2 separate regions of the Homo sapiens genome follow, and region 2 is linked to region 1. A link is an interaction called in ENCODE POLR2A ChIA-PET data of the cell type or tissue named here. Cell type or tissue: MCF 10A. All regions are shown on one strand. Links, peaks and the distances in the headings refer to the core of each region. The heading gives the core; the rest is flanking DNA. Region 1 has its middle 52 kb from the start of FMO4. Region 2 overlaps PRRX1 (paired related homeobox 1).

Evidence for each region. ChIA-PET counts read pairs that join two places held together with the same protein. Peaks named below come from ENCODE experiments on the same cell type or tissue, not always from the same donor. Only the 100,000 strongest peaks of a DNase experiment are listed, where the experiment ranks them.
Region 2: POLR2A ChIA-PET joins it to region 1 with 6 read pairs; 1 of 35 experiments calls an interaction of 5 or more read pairs at or near these places.

The regions. Positions count from the first base shown.
Region 1 is chr1:171,364,898-171,367,820 of GRCh38, forward strand. No RefSeq gene overlaps it. Among named protein-coding and RNA genes, the nearest start is that of FMO4, 52 kb to the left of the region's middle. In MCF 10A, for the core only: no CTCF peak of the experiment used is centred there; a DNase peak (open chromatin) is centred at 1,344.
Region 2 is chr1:170,706,652-170,709,574 of GRCh38, forward strand. All of the region lies in intron 1 of PRRX1 (paired related homeobox 1), which reads left to right. Among named protein-coding and RNA genes, the nearest start is that of PRRX1, 44 kb to the left of the region's middle. In MCF 10A, for the core only: no CTCF peak of the experiment used is centred there; a DNase peak (open chromatin) is centred at 1,520.

The DNA.
Region 1 (2,923 bases), core at 153-2,652:
CTCTAGAAGAAAACCCAGGCAATACCATTCAGGACATAGGCATGGGCAGACTTCATGACTAAAACACCAAAAGCAATGGCAACAGAAGCCAAAATTGACAAATGGGACCTAATTAAACTAAAGAGCTTCTGATCAGCAAAAGAAATATCATGAGAATGAACAGGCAACCTACAGAATGGGAAAAAATTTTCCCAATCTATTCATCTGACAAAGGGCTAATATCCAGACTCTACAAAGAACTTAAATTTACAAGAAAAAAACAACCCCATCGAAAAGTGGGCAAAGGATATGAACAGATACTTCTCAAAAGAAGGCATTTATGTGGCCAACAAACATATTTTAAAAAAGCTCATCATCACTGGTCATTAGAGAAACGCAAATCAAAACCACAATGAGCTAACATCTCACCCCAGTTAGAATGGTGCTCATTAAAAAGTCAGGAAAAAACAGGTGCTGGAGAGGATGTGGAGAAATAGAAACACTTTTACACTGTTGGTGGGACTGTAAACTACTTCAACCCTTGTGGAAGACAGTGTGGCAATTCCTCAAGGATCTAGAACTAGAAATACCATTTGACCCAGCCATCCCATTACTGGGTATATACCCAAAGGATTATAAATCATTCTACTATAAAGATACATGCACGTGTATGTTTATTGCCACACTGTTCACAATAACAAAGACTTGGAACCAACCCAAATGTCCATCAATGATAGACTGGATAAAGAAAATGTGGCACATATACAGCATGGAATACTGTATATGCGGCCATATAAAAGGAGGAGTTCCTCTCCTTTGCAGGGACATGGATGAAGCTGGAAACCATCATTCTCAGGAAGCTAACACAGGAACAGAAAACCAAACACCACATATTCTCATTCATAAGTAGGAGTTGAACAATGAGAACACATGGACACAAGAAGGAGAACATCACACACTGGGGCCTGTCAGGGGGTGGGGGGTTAGGGAGAGATTGCATTAGGAGAAATACCTAATGTAGATGATGGGTTGATGGGTGCAGCAAACCACCATAGCACGTGTATACCTATGTAACAAACCTACATGTTCTGCACATGTATCCCAGAACTTAAAGTATAATAAATAAAAAATACATACATGTAGATACATGTATATATACATACATAAAAATAATATATATGTTAAAGGCATTTTATCTTCTGTAAATTATCATAGAATTCATATATTTAAACATAAAATTATAACTCAAATGAAACAATGCAATATTAAGAAGCATTTTGAGGCAAACCTTGTTTCACAAGATTGTTCGAGGAAATTTAAAATAAACTAGTTGTAATAGTCTCTTGCGCAATGTTAAAATGTGTTCAAAGGTCAGCATTATAGTTAGATACTTCTGTTACGCAATTTCTGGAAATTTATCTCCTCAAAAGGAAGTCCTTCAAGTGAAGGGGGAAATCTCTTTTTTTTTTTTTTTTCTTTTTGAGACAGTCTTTCTCTACCACCCAGGCTGAAGTGCAGTGGTGCGATCCCAGCTCACTGCAACCACCACCTCCCAAGCCGATTCTCATGCCTCAGCCTCCCGAGTAGCTGGGATTGCAGGTGTGTGCCACCACACCTTGCTAATTTTTGTATTTTTTAGTAGGGATGGGGTTTTGCCATGATGGCCAGGCTGGGGTTGAACTCCTGGCCTCAAGTGATCTGCCTGACTCGGCCTCCCAAAGTTCTGAGATTACAGGCATGTGCCACAGCACCCAGCCTGGGAAATCATTTTATTTAAAAAAGACTGAGCTTCATATATTGTACTTTCTACTTTAATAATAATACATATGATAACTTAAGAGGGAATAAATGAAGCTCAAAAGCATTTCTTTTCCTTTTCTTGGCCCAACCATATGCATACATGTTCTAACACATTCACCTCTATGAATTGGGCTTACTCTAAGTGTTCAAGCCAACTTGTGAATCTCTATGGGAATAGTAATCACAGTGCTTACCATTTACCCTGCAGGAGAGAACCAGAACTATACCCCCTCTATACATGCATACAGTTCATTTGAACTCATTCTACTTGTACCAAGCAATCTAGCCTCCCTTGACCACTCTCAATTAATTTTCAGCTACCTGTGAGCAACAGTTCAAAAGGTCAGATGTAATGATCCCTGACTGTGGCAAATGCAGTAATAGACAAAAGCAGAGAAGAGGAACACACAAAAGAGAAGAGAGAGAGAGGCAGACACTACGAGCAGAACGGTAGAGGCCCCTAGGTCATGTGGAAGAATTAAAACAGTTTCAATAATCCTTGAAAACACCATCAACTTGAAAGACACAAAACCAAACAACCACAATAGCATAGCATTCTGGGGCATCTAACACAGGACATCTGAGCCTCTCAAGCAGTGGTCTGGGAGTGAAACAATGCATTATAGCATAGATCTGTCATCAAGGAATTTTAGCTGAACTAAATAATCATCTTTTGGGAATAAATTTGATTTCTGAAAGCAGTTAAAAATCACTTACTCTGGCCAGGCATGGTGGCTCACACCTGTGATCCCAACACTTTGAGATGCCAACATGGGAGGATCACTTGAGGCCAGGAGTTTGAGACCAGCCTAAGCAACATAGCAAGACCCCGTCCCTACAAAAAAAAAAAAATTGTTTTTAATTAGCCAGGCACAGTGGTGTGTACCTGTAGTTCTAGCTACTGGGGAGGCTGAGACAGAGAATAACTTGAATTCAGGAGTTGGAAACTACAGTGAGTCAAGATCACACCCCTGCACTGCAGCTTAGGAAACAGAGTGAGACACAATCACAAAAAAAAAAAAAAAAAAAAAAAATCACTTAGCTTCAGTAAGCAACTAGAAAAAAATAAAAATTAAAAAAATTTGAAATCACTTAGACCCCAATTTGCATGAGTAAGATATGAAGACAAACTGAGAAATGTTAT
Region 2 (2,923 bases), core at 104-2,603, 660 kb before region 1:
AGTTATAATTGTATAAATTTGGTCTGGGGCTATGATTAATTAGAGACAAGTTTTGATATAAAAAATGGGTTCTCTCAGGTCAAGAAGTTACCTATATTCGTATCACTTGGTGACCACCTACACTTCATGGCCAGAAAAGCTTAGTGCCATTTGGTCTTGGGAAGACCTGAGACTGGTGCTCAAACCAGAAGTCTCAGCAGGGCACAGTGGCTCACACCTGTAATCTCAACACTTTGGGAGGCTGAGGCAGGAGGATTGCATGAGACCAGGAGTTCAAGACTAGTCTTGGCAACATAGTGAGACCCCAAACCTAGCAAAAAAAAGACTGCTGGGCATGGTGGTGTGCAACTGCAGTCCCAGCTACTGGGGAGGCTGAGGCAGGAGGATCACTTGAGCCCAGTAAATGAGGTTGGAGTGAGCTGTGATTATGCCACCGTACCCCAGCCTGGGTGACAGAGTGAGACCCTGTCCTTAAAAAAAGGAAAAAGAAAAAGAAAAAAAAAATACCTGGATGTCTCTAGGAAAGAAAATTGTAATAATCCTTCTAGTCAAGAAGCTTTCTCCTCAAACTAACAGATCTGTAGTAAAGGAATAAGTTTAATGATATCATCAGGGAAAGTATGACCACTACAACTAAAAAGCCCTAGTATGGAAATAACCAAATAGAACAAAGTGAAGGAGCCCAGCAGGGGTCTGCAGAACACAGCTGAATAGCAAGAAAGGAAAATATTTCCTTTTAACTCTCTTGTTGGCCAGATAAAAAAAAAAATTAAAATGTAGCTTAGAATGTCCCCACCTTTGCCCAAATCAGTTACCATGCACACATCTTCTTTAATTGATTTAATGCAAACACTGTGTTTATAAAATCTGATTTTCTCAAATCCTTTCTTCCATCTACTCATCCAACCAGTATATGTTTTCTATAAGAATCTCCTGAGTCTATGAAATTTTCATGTTTATTCCTAGGATGCTTTATTTTAAAGGTGCTGACTTCTGAGTAAATTAACCACATAATTATACCCTGTGCCATTTTAATCAAATAGATTAAAGAAAAGAAATAAGAAGGCTTGTCAATGAAACTTTTACCAATTGTTGGAAATGCTCTTGCAGTGGAATTAAACACTAGTATATCCAGTTTGTCCTTGTTCTTGGTTCAACATATTACTATCAAAGTCCTTTTTCAAAGTAATTTAAAAATTGGAAAATTTTTAGAAATAGGGAAAACCTGAAAAAAGACCCAAGGTTATATGAGGAAATATATCTGTAATTGTCATGTAAGTCATATTGGAAACAGATGCCAAGGAAGAGAATGACCCAGATGGTGATTAAAGAGTCATTGTCCTTCCTTAACCTTGATTATCTTCCTTTTCTGGTTATCATTTTATGTTTAATCAATACAACTTTTTCTTAGGTCTTTCCTTCATCCTACTTTCTTCCTGTTATGAGTTGAGCAGTGTAAATTCTTCTTGCCAGATTTCAGATGATGAGGATTTGGAAGTGCTGGTCACGACATGAGTCACAGTGACACACAGATTACTCATAGATTTCCACTCCAGGCAGACAGAATGACTATTAACAAGGACTTCTTTAGGGCTGTTCAACAACAGGGGACATGATTCAATGGAATAAGATTATTCCACATGAATTTTTGGGTGTTTTACCCAAATGTAACTTTTTTTTTTCTCATATGACCTTAGTGCATCGGCTTCCTTACTAGTTAAAACAGTCGCATATCCTTGGAGAGGAAATCACCATATAATTAAGGCTTAGGTGTGGTTGACAGGCCGTAATGTTCCTGTATATTGGAGAATGAATTAGCCAGGCTTTTGCCCAAGCTCCTTTGCCAGAGAAAGGGAACAGAAAACACGGTGACTGGAAATGACTAACTAGAAGAAAATACAACCTCAAGCTAAATATGTTTTTTGGAACATAGAAATAACTGTATCAGGTCAAGCCTTTTGAGACTTCCTTTGTCTTTTCTAGGAGCAAGATGGTCAATAATTCCATATGTATCATCATTATCAAAGTCAAACATTTACTGAGCACTACTAAAAGGTTTAGGGCTCTATTCTACACACTTTGTTCACCTGCCTTCAAGGCTTACTTTCTAATCAGAATAATTACTGCTGCAAAGTCATTCACTGAGAAAGTGCATGAGAAACCTGCATAACACTTGATCCTGGAATTTACATGCCTTACAAAAATGCAGTAAGCAGGAAATTTTGTGTGTCAAGACCTTATTACAGAAACTGATCCCTGAAAGAGTGGTCAGGTTTGGTGGCTGAGTGTGAATGGACCAGGTTGTTCAGAGTAGGCACTTTCACCAAGCAGAGTCTAACATATTAATTTAATAATTCTAAGAGAAGTACCCAAAATATGGAAGACTAATGTCAGGTGCCGGGATAGCACAGTTAACAAGTCAGGTAAGGTGCCTACCCTCATGAAGCTATATTCTAGTGTGAGACAATCAACATAAATAATTACAGACTGTCATAAGTGTTATAAAGCAAATGGTTAAGATGCTGGATGAAGAATAGTGAGAAGACTACTTCTGGTTGTTGATCACAGAAGGTTCCTACAAAGAACTGACAGGTCAGCTGAGACTTAGGAAAGGAGAAGGGGCCATTAATGTAAAAGTTAGTAGGTATGGGTAAGGTCTGTGATGTGTTATTAGGCAAAGAAAGACAAGGTCAGAGAAAAGTATAAATGAAAAGGACAAGAAAATTATGTTTTTATCACCATTAGCAGTACAACTAGAGTGGAGTGATTGGGTGAGAAATAATAGATCAGCTGAGAAAAGGATGCTAAGCTTCAGGTATGACAAAGAGAGGCCCATGCAGTGTTTTCTAACCTTGCACTCTCTTTGGTATATCTGTCCTCCTTCCTGGCCCGTTCCTGGCTCTGATGGTCACCAAGTGTACTG